2 separate regions of the Homo sapiens genome follow, and region 1 is linked to region 2. The links are chromatin loops, found by intact Hi-C in ENCODE. Cell type or tissue: endothelial cell of umbilical vein. All regions are shown on one strand. Links, peaks and the distances in the headings refer to the core of each region. The heading gives the core; the rest is flanking DNA.

Region 1 (5,374 bases), core at 150-5,149, 300 kb before region 2:
GAAAGAAGAGGACACAAACAAATGGAAAGATATTCCATGCTCATGAATCAGAAGAATTAATATTAGTAAAATGACCATAGTTCCCAAAGCAATCTAAAGATTCAAGGGAATTCCAACAAAAATACCAAGGTTATTTTTCCACAGAATTAGAAAAAATAATTCTAATATTTCTATGGACCCAAAACATTTTTAAAAAGTCCAAATAGCCAAAGAAATCCTGAGCAAAAAGAACAAAGCTAGGGCCATCACACTACTTGACTTTAAAATACATTACAAGGCTATAGTATCCAAAACAGAATGGTATTGATATAAAAACAGACATGCCAATCAATGGAACATAATAGAGAATGCAGAAATAAATCCATATATTTACAGCCAACTGACTTTTAACAAAGGTGCCAAGAACACACATTTGGGAAAAGGACACCCTCTTCAGTAAAAGGGCTGGGAAAATGGATATCCCGTATGCAGAAGAATGAAATTAGATTCTTATCTCTCACCCTATTAAAAATCAACTCAAGTTGACTTAAATAAAATGAAAGACCTGAAACTATAAAACAACTGGAAGAAAACAGGGGAAACATTCTAGGCCAGTGGTCCGGGCAAAGGTTTTATGGCTAAGACTTCAAAAATATAGAAAACACAAATAAAACCAGACAAATAGGACTATAATAACTAAAAAAGCTTCTGCATAGCAAATAAAACAATTGACAGAGTGAAGAGACAATCTGCTGAACAGGAGAAAACATTTTCAAACAATTTATCTGACAAGGGACTAATATCCAGAATACTATAAGAAACTCAAACAACTCAAGAATTAAAAAACCAAACAATCTTATTAAAAAGTGGGCAAAGGGCATGAATAAATATTTTTCAGAAGAAGAATATAAATGGCCAACAGATACATAAAAAAATGTTCAACATCACTAATCATTAGGGAAATGCAAATCAAAACCACAATGAGATGTCATCTTACCCCAGATAGAATAGCCACAACTGAAAAGACAAAAATAAAATAAATAAAATAAAATAAAATAACAGATGCTGGTGATGTGGAGAAAAGGGAACTCTTGTACGCTGTTGATAGGAATTTAAATTAGTACAGCCACTATAGAAGACAGTATGGAGAGTTTTAAAAAATCTAAAAATAGAACCACTATATTATCCAGCAATTCGGGGGTGGGTTTGGAAAGTGCTGGAGTTCAGGGATCAGGGTTGGCAGAGAGCAGGGCCTGGGGGTGCTTGGGTAGCTGGAGGAGAATGAAGGAGGCAGATGCCTGGGTACCAGGGTATCAAAGTGAGGGAAGTGCGGGGCTGTCCCAAGAGGGCAGGAGACTAACAGAAGAATTCTTGAGACCTGTTGGGAATAGGGAAGGGTGGAACCCTCAGGATCCAGGGCAAGGGGTCAGAATCTTGGGCCAGGCTCATCGCTGAGCTCTTTGTAACCCACCACCATCTTCAGACTCCCAGCTAAGTTGTGCACGTATCCTCCAAGAGCATCTCCTTGGCTGCCAGCAGAGGGACCTGCTCTCTGCCTGTGACCCTGTGGCCACTGGGCCTGGCAAGGTAGCTCCTGCTGTCAAAGACAATGAAGAGGCAGCCATCCAGCAAGCCGAGTGCTGTGACCCCAGGCTTCCCGGGGCTGGACTCTGCTAGGACAGTAAGGCCCGAGCACAGAAAGTGGGGCCCTCAACCTACCAGGGCTGGGCCCCTTAGCCCCTGTCCTTCACTCTCTTTTCTTCAGGATCCTAGGAACTCCCTCCTGCTTTACACACACCTACACACACACACACACACACACACACACACACACACCCCTTCTAAAGAAACACTTCCCACTTTTCTCTCCTCCCTGACTCCTTTCACCCTCCTCCTTTTTCCTCCTCCTCTTCCTCCCCCCCCCTTATAAAGAAAAAGGTTTAATTGACCTACAGTTCCAGTGTTTGGTATGATTCCTTCTTCTCTTATGATCCATTTCATCTCCCTTCTGCTCTCTGGAGCCTCCCTCCTTCCTGGACCGAGGCCCCAAGGTTGGAGCTCACAGACTGATTCCTGGGATGAGCAGCCTCCACCTGCAGGAGCAGTGGCAGGAACAAGGGAGGGGACAGGAGGCCAAGGTCCCATCCTGGAGGCTGGGGGACTGGGTCGTGCATTAGCAAGGGTTTGGGGTTGAGTCAGCTCCAGACCTGATCCTGCTGTTTTGGTCTGGAGGCCTCCCTCTGCCCTGAGACAAAAGTCCAGTCAATCAGTTGTGGGAGAAAACGTTCATATCAACATGGATTTTGGGAAGCTGGATGAACTCAGAGCCTGACACGAGACCGGGAGACTCTCTTCTGTGCAGAGTCCCGTCCAGGTGCGGGGAACAGGGGGAGAGCCTGGGACGTCCTGGCTGGGGAGAAAGGGGAGCGGGGTCCTCTGTCTTCAGTCCTGTGGCCACACGGGGGCGCCGCCACAGTGCTCTCGGATTCTGACTGAGCGCTTTCGGGGACCAGGCTGCGGGCTGAGTGGGGCAGACGGGGCTGATCCTGAGGTCATCCACGCCAGGATGGAGGCGTCTCCTGAGCAGCCCTGGAATCCACAGGACTCAGGCTAGATTTGCTTGTCCTGCAACGTGAGGCAATTGTGAAGTAACAAGGTCTGGCTCTAGAATTCTTATGGCGAATACGGCTGTCATAAAATCCAACCAGAATGAGAGTCCAGCGCCTGAGTTGACTGTCCTGGGCACACCCGGCTTTGACGGGGTTGCCAAAAACTTAACTTTGGCACTCACAGAAATTTCAATGATTGTGGAAAACTCCGAATAAGTGTGTACGATTTCATTTCTGATGTCTCTGGCGCTTTTGAAAGGCCAGAAAGAGCCATGCAAAGAGGCTGAAAGCCTCCTCTGGGAATTCTCAAATCCCTTTTCATAGCAGTAAATTGTACCTAGAGAGCCAAGACTGAAGGACATAGAGAGAAGGATCTGGAGACGGAGCCGTCTTTTCTGAGCAGCACGGACGGGGCTGTCAGGGCGCTTTTCCCCTCTGTGTTCAGCAGGATGGACTCTGCAGTGAGGCGCAGCCCCTGTCTCCCGGGAGCCTCAGGGCCACACATCCTCCCGATGCCCCATGTCAGGAGCATCTTTTTCCTTATCTTGTTTTTCACGACTCCTTTCCTTTTTCTGTCCTGTGGCTACTAATACAACAGACAGACAAGATCTTATAAGACCAGATAAAAGATGTCACTGATGATGGCTAAGACATGATTATGAAGGAACAGTGGAAGATACAGACAGAGCAAGAGAAAGAGACAAAACACAGAGAAAGAACAGAAATAGAAAAACACAGAAAAAGAATATCCATCCATCTATCCATGCTTCTGTCTACCTATCTACCTCCTTGCAAGGTAGGTACATCAACACTTTTTTTTTTTTGAGATGGAGTCTCGCTCTGTCACCCAGGCTGGAGTGCAGTGGCATGATCTCAGCTCACTGCAATCTCCGCCTCCTGGGTTCAAGCAATTCTCTGCCTCAGCTTCCCAAGTAGCTGGGATTACAGGCGTCTGCCACCATGCCCGGCTAATTTTTGTATTTTTAGTAGAGATGGGGTTTTACCATGTTGGTCAAGCTGGTCTCGTACTCCTGACCTCGTGATCCACCCACCTCGGCCTCCCAAAGTGCTGGGATTACAGGCATGAGCCACCGCGCCCAGCCACATCAACACTTTTAAATTCATGCTCCAATAAAATCACAAGCTTTTTTTTGCTGGCTCACACCTGCCTCCTTCATCCAGCTGACTGATGTATTTGCTGAAGTCTTGCCATGTTCTGCACTGGGTACTGAGCATTGGAGTCTAAACAGGAACAGATCCCTGTGATGCACTCACATGGGGCCCTTTACTGTCCCGTCCCTGGCTGTGAGACATCCTCATCTCCCTGAGGCTCTTCTTTCTGGTTACTGGGAGAAGTTCCCGGCCCGCCTCCCTACTGACACCTGAGAGACTCCAACATCCTGGAACATCACTATCTTCGAATCGAGCACTGATTTTCAGCATTTATCCTGTGTCCACCACTTGAGTACTAAATACCCTTTTGATGATTTTCTCATTTAGAAGCTGCTAGAGAAGGATGCGGTTGTAACTTCAGGCATGTTGTTTAAGAGAAATCTAAAAATTAGGAAAATTCATGGAAAGGGCCTTTTCTGCTTACTTTCAGAACACTTCTTGTTCATCTTCTCATTGAGTTTGATTGCTGGAAAAGTGGCTTCCATATCCCCTGACTTAATGCAAGTAGTGGAAACACCTGCTCAGTGAACAAGTACTTTGGAAAATGCCCTCAGAACTTCACACATCAGAAAAACATGTGTGTCTCCCTGCTCAACCCTGGAGTTGCCAATATGCTACATGTTAATTCCTCACTGACCTTACTCAAGCCCTCTGGAAGAGAATGGTGCTCCTAAAAATGTCCCAGTGGCATGGGACAGCAAATTCCTCTGTGCTCACTGCAAGAAAGCACACAATTCAACTTTTCAATCCCATTGAGTATCTGAAAATGAACTGTATTTTCAATGTATTCCCCTCCAGAGAGTACATTGCAGAGGAAACCTGTTCAAATCCACAAATGATTTTGAGTCAAGAAGCTAAATATGAGGTCCTTCAAGAAAAGTTAAGAGATTCCCTGACCTTAAATTTCATGTTGCACTTATAAGATGGACCTGTTAGCATCTGTCCCCACCTCTGGGTACCCGGCAGAATGTGCTGTCTTTTGGGACTCAGGGAGATAGTCACCCACACCAGGAGCACCAAATAAATCCCTAGGAGGGACTCCATGGTCCACCCAGGAGCCTCCTCAAGCAACTTCTTCCCCCAAATAACCTTGAAGTCCTAGAAATCAACTAAGAAAAAAGATATCCATGTCTTTGATTTAAAAAAAATAATGAAATGCCAACAGTCCAGCACCCAATAGGGAAGCTATGAGACTACATTTTCTGCATGTGGAGAAGACACATCTAATGGAGAAATGGGAAACTGCTTCAAAAGTGTTGGGCCACAGTGAGAGAATGTGGTTGTCACCACCACCACCCACTGCCCACTCACTCAGTAACCCCTCCCCATTTTAACAAACACACCAATGATGAGAAACACTTTGTACCTTCCTCTACTGTAATAAGCCTATTATCATGTCATCTCCTGTGGTTGATTTTTTCACTTAAGGATGACCTCTGGGCTTGTGATGGGAGAGGTTGCTGTGAAAGTCTCTGACATTCCCTGGAGATATTTTCCCCATTGTCATGGTGATTGACATTGAGCTCCCCCTTACTGATGCAAATTTCTGCAGTGGGCTTGAATTTCTCTCCAGAAAATGGGTTTTTATTTTCTATTGCATCATCAGGATGCGA
Region 2 (5,374 bases), core at 153-5,152:
TTTTAAGACCTCTTTTGCTGGTGGAGGACAGGCTTTGTGTGAGGGGGAGGGATAAACAGTGGGAGCAAGGGGGCCAATTAGAAGGGTGTTGGGGAGGCTCAGGGGAGATGGTGGCTCAGGATGATGGGCTGGGTTTGGACAGGGTGTGGAGGGGCTTGCAGGTGGATGGTGGAGGAGTGTAACGAAGGTTTCTGGGTGAGCCCTGGAGGGAACAGATGAGATCACGCCATTGCATAATAAGGTGTTCCTTACTGTGGGGTAGCGGACCAGGCAGGGAACAACCTGGGAGGAATCAAATTTTATTTTGGACATGTTACTTCTGAAAGGCTAACAGACTTCCAGGCAGAAAGGTCCTTGAGGGAAACGTTCTAGGGGTCTCTCTGGGAGGCTTAGATCAAGGAGCTGAGACCAAAAGGAGAATGGGAGGGAGGAGACGAGTACAATAGAGTTGGAGCCAAGGTCCTAGAGGCGGATAGGTGGATTCCTGAGGGAGGAGGAAGGGGCTGAGGTTGCTGGAGCCTGGCAGCTTCTTCCGGAGCCATTGGCAGGACTGATGCAAACAGCTCTGGGTGGGAAGAGGGAACCAGGATATCCTCCTGTGTCCTTCCTTTTCTGCAGTCATCCTGGGTGGCTGCCAGATGGAATTCCTTGGATATCATTGCTTGGAGGTCCCCTGCATGCCTGAAGAAGGACATGGTGGAGAGCAGGATGCCTGGATCCCATGGGGGAAGGGAAGTGCCCAGGAAAGCACGAAGCCCCAGGGGGAGCTTTCAGTGCGGGGGTGAGTGGGGAGGCTGGGGTAGTAGCTGACACTGTCCCAGCTGCATCCCAGGTTTGAAAAGCACCTCCTCCCTCAGCGCAGGCATCCTGCCTCCCAACCCTGTAATTACGGTGCTTCCCAACGCCCATCGCGTGGTTTGCTCCCATTCTTTGGCTTCCAATAGTTGCAAGGGATGAAGGTGGACATCTCTGTGATTACGGAGATGCCAAGTGGGTATTGACTGCTCCAGGATGTGGATGGAGGGTGTGAAAACCAGGGTGGGGTGACGCAGGCTCTGGGTCATGATAGGGAGAGCAGGCAGCTGGGTCCTGGGCTGGAGGACTAAAATAAGGGACGCCACCTTCAGGGGTGACACATCAGCCCAGGCCTTCCCAACGGGTTTGACCAGTTCTGTTCTGATGGTATTCCTGTGCCACTGGGCTGGTCCCTCCTCCACTCCTCCCCTATAAAGCCTCTTGGGGTTCCCAGGCACCCAGACTCAGCCCACCCCAGCTTTGGGGGCCAGTACATAGCCATGATCCTCAACTGGAAGCTCCTGGGGATCCTGGTCCTTTGCCTGCACACCAGAGGTGAGGTGGGAACAGAGGCAGGGACTGCAGTTTGGGGTGATGAGGGATACTCAAGATGGCGGAGGTGAACTGGACGCATGGGGTTGGGGACAGGAATTCAGGGGACGCAGAAGGTGCATCTGGCTCACCAGAAATGGCTTTCTGGACACATTGGGTGGGGGACATGGTGCAGAAGGTGCATTTGGCTCTCACCAGAAATGGTTTGCTGGCTCCATGTGGCAAAGTCGGTCAGGATTAACGTGGGGGGGACGAGTTTCCTCGGAGCTGGGATCTGTGTTAAGGAGCTGGGGTCCTTGTAAAGCTGGGGTCTGTGTGCCTGGGGGCCAAGGTGTAACCCACTTTGGGTTGCAGGTTGGCCTGAGGACAAAGCTAGTGGGGTACCCCAACCAGGGGTGGATGGAGCTTATTTGGAGAAGTCTGGTCAGTTTAAAGTGGGTCAAGTGAACGGTTCAGATCCATCGGGGGTAGGGGTTCATGACATTTTACCATCAGTTAAGTATTTACAAACCTACCGAGAGCTCTTTGAGAGTGACTTTTTTGGTCTGTTTGTGGGTCAGTTCAGGCTGCGTCCATCCAGACAGGCTCCTCCTCCTGGGGCTGGGGCTGGGTGGGGCTGGGGAGAGAAGCCCTCACCACCTCTTACCTTTCTCCTTCCTCCTTTACAGGCATCTCAGGCAGCGAGGGCCACCCCTCTCACCCACCCGCAGAGGACCGAGAGGAGGCAGGCTCCCCAACATTGCCTCAGGGCCCCCCAGTCCCCGGTGACCCTTGGCCAGGGGCACCCCCTCTCTTTGAAGATCCTCCGCCTACCCGCCCCAGTCGTCCCTGGAGAGACCTGCCTGAAACTGGAGTCTGGCTCCCTGAACCGCCTAGAACGGATCCTCCTCAACCTCCCCGGCCTGACGACCCTTGGCCGGCAGGACCCCAGCCCCCAGAAAACCCCTGGCCTCCTGCCCCTGAGGTGGACAACCGACCTCAGGAGGAGCCAGACCTAGACCCACCCCGGGAAGAGTACAGATAATGGAGTCCCCTCAGCCGTTCTGTTCCCAGGCATCTCCAGGCACCCACGCCCTCTCCACCCTCTGATTCCCCGTGAATTCTTCCCAATTTAGCCTGTCTCCTTAAACCTCTTCCTCATTCCCTCGGTTTTATTCTGAACCCGTAAGGTGGTGTTCTCAATATTTCCTGTCCCCTCCTGAGATCCATACTTAGTCCTCACATCGCCCGTTTTTTCCTCTGACAGCCTAAGCCTACTCTCCTACCTCGCCTCCAGGCCTCGGCCGCACCTACCTCCCACCCGGTCTTCCTGCCCGCGCGATCGCTGGGGCAGGGCTATGGTACTGTGTTCCCTTCTGCCACCTGGTGGCCGGCGGCAGGAACTATCAGTAGACAGCTGCTGCTTCCATGAAACGGAAAAATAAAAATCATGTTTTCTTAATTCTGAATCTAGGCTGCTGCTTTAACTAACACTTAGGGTCTTTTTTATTTATTTTTATTTATTTGTTTTTTTCTTTTTTTGAGACGAAGTCTCGCTCTGTCGCCCAGGCTGGAGTACAGTGGCACGATCTCGGCTCACTGCAAGCTCCGCCTCCCGGGTTCACGCTATTCTGCCTCAGCCTCCCGAGTAGCTGGGACTACAGGCGCCCGCCACCACGCCAGGCTAATTTTTTGTATTTTTTAGTAGAGGCGGGGTTTCACCGTGTTAGCCAGAGTGGTCTCGATCTCCTGACCTCGTGATCTGCCCGCCTGGGCCTCCCAAAGTGCTGGGATTACACGCGTGAGCCACAGCGCCCGGCCTCTTTCTTCTTTTTCTTTCTTTTTTTTTTAGACGGAGTCTCACTCTATGCCCAGGCTGGAGTGCAATGGCACGATCTCGGCTCACTGCAACCTCCGCCTCCCGGGTTCAAGCCATTCTCCTGCCTCAGCCTTCTGAGTAGCTGGGATTACAGGTGCGCACCACCATGCCCGGCTAATTTTTGTATTTTAGTAGAGATGGGGTTTCACCATGTTGGCCAGGCTGGTCTCGAACTCCTGACATCGTGATCTGCCCACCTCGGCCTCCCAAAGGGCTGGGATTACAGGCGTGAGCCACCGTGCCCGGCCAACACTTATGTTTTTGACTATTAGGATGCCCTCTTCACAGTCCTAAACTTACGGAGACCTGGAAGTAACTTGAGTTCCTATCTTGCCCATGTCCAGCATGTAAGGCTCTGGGGCTTAGCAGGAGGAGGGTTGGAAATGTCACTATGCAAGTCACAATAACATTCAGGCCCACATTTCTCCCTTTCTGAGAACACTATATTAAAGAATGGGAAGGCAAGTTTCATCTCTGTTTAATGGCCTATGGCTTGGATACCCCTAGTGGTATATGCAAACCTTCCCAGGGGTGTGTCGGCAGGACCAGTTTTAAGGGAATCAGTTTCCAGATTAATATGTGCCCCCCGCTAGAATGAATCTCCTGCTTGTCCTGGGCCTGACCAGAGTGCCCTTCCCAGAGCCGCCAAAGGTCAATAGGAAACAAATCAACCTTTCCCATCTCATTAAGAGATTCATTTTCTTTCTTTTCTTTTTTTTTTTTTTTGAGACGTATTATCTCTCTGTCGCCCAGGCTGGAGTGCAGTGGCACGACAGATATCAGCTCACTGCAACCTTCGCCTCCTGGATTCAAGTGATTCTCCTGCCTCAACCTCCCGAGTAGCTGGGATTACAGGTGTGTGCCACCACACCCAGATAAGTTTTCTATTTTTAGTAGAGATGGGATTTTGCCATGTTGGCCAGGCTGGTCTCGAATTCCTGATCTCATGGGATCTGCTTGCCCTGGCCTCCCAAAGTGCTAGGATTACAGGTGTAAACCACCACGCCTGGCCAAGAGATGCATTTTCAATAAGTTACTTTTCATGTCTTTTTGTGTGTTTGTTTGAGACAGGGTCTCCATCTGTCATCCAGGCTGGAGTGCAGTGGCACGATCATGGCTCGTATAGCTTCAACCTCCTGGGCTCAAGCAATCCTCCTATCTCAGCCTCTGGCGTAGCTGAGACTACAGGTGCACCACCCCTGACTAATTTTTTGTATTTGTTTAGTTTAGTTTTGTTTTGTTTTTAGAGATGGGGTTTTACCGTGTTGCCCGGGCTTGTCTCAAACTCCGGAGCTCAAGTGATCGGCCCATCTTGGCCTCCCAAAGTGCTGAGATTACAGGCACGAGCCACCGCGCCTGACCAACTTTTTATGTTTAATCCTTGTGAATATTCCTAGTTTTGGTTAACTGCAATAATTGCAATACAAATAGAATAACTGTTTCTAACACTTGTTCAAGGGCTTGTTCACGTATTTTTTAAAAGGATGCTAACAGATATGAAAGTTCTATGGCATTATATTCAATTTGCTACACTTAGAGTGACGTGCAGTCTCCGACAGACTGAGCACAACAAATTGTTTTTAATTTTAAAAACTGACATGGCCAGGCATGGTGGCTCACGCCTGTAATCCCAGCATTTGGGAGGCTGAGGTAGGCAGATCACTTGAGGTCAGCAATTCAAGACCAGCCTGGACAATGGTGAAACTCTGTCTCTACTAAAAATACAAAAAACTTAGCTGGGCATCCCAGCTACTCGGGAAGCTAGGGCATGAGAATTGCTTGAACCTGGGAGGCAGAGGTTGCAGTGAGCCGAGATCGCACCACTGCACTCCAGCCTGGGAGACAGAGTGAGACTCCATCTCAAAAATAATAAATAAATAAATAAATACATAAATAGTGATGTGATTTTTAACATGTATTTGCAATTCCTTGAAAAGCATACCCTTTGGAATGCTATTAAATTATTACAAATGTTAAATGTTGACTTAAAAATGTGCAAGGGGCTGGGCAAGGTGGCTCATGCCTGTAATACCAGCACTTCGGGAGGCCGAATCGGGTGGATTGCTTGTGGCCAGGAGTTTGAGACCAGCCTAGGCAACATGGCAAAACTGTTTCTACAGAAAATTTAAGAAATTAGCCAGATGTGGTGGCCCGCACCTGTAGTCCCAG

The links. Hi-C counts contacts between places; a loop is a spot of excess contacts. Peaks named below come from ENCODE experiments on the same cell type or tissue, not always from the same donor. Only the 100,000 strongest peaks of a DNase experiment are listed, where the experiment ranks them.
Region 1: a loop joins it to region 2, with 5 times the contacts of the local background. A loop is called at or near these places in 4 of 110 quality-filtered maps.

What each region holds. Positions count from the first base shown.
Region 1 is chr6:31,438,870-31,444,243 of GRCh38, reverse strand. It overlaps LINC01149 (long intergenic non-protein coding RNA 1149), which reads right to left and starts at 2,577. Exons shown (of 2, transcript NR_144465.1): 1 at 1,933-2,577. In endothelial cell of umbilical vein, for the core only: CTCF peaks have their summits at 2,244 and 2,446 (motif pointing right); a DNase peak (open chromatin) is centred at 2,533; H3K27me3 peaks cover 958 bases.
Region 2 is chr6:31,134,948-31,140,321 of GRCh38, reverse strand. It overlaps PSORS1C1 (psoriasis susceptibility 1 candidate 1), which reads right to left. Exons shown (of 6, transcript NM_014068.3): 4 at 1,863-1,892; 5 at 1,543-1,666; 6 at 230-681. The coding sequence ends at 390. It overlaps PSORS1C2 (psoriasis susceptibility 1 candidate 2), which reads left to right and starts at 1,256. Exons shown (of 2, transcript NM_014069.3): 1 at 1,256-1,350; 2 at 2,016-2,788. The coding sequence starts at 1,296. The coding sequence ends at 2,371. RefSeq lists an enhancer at 1,756-2,736. In endothelial cell of umbilical vein, for the core only: a CTCF peak has its summit at 2,707 (motif pointing left); a DNase peak (open chromatin) is centred at 2,701.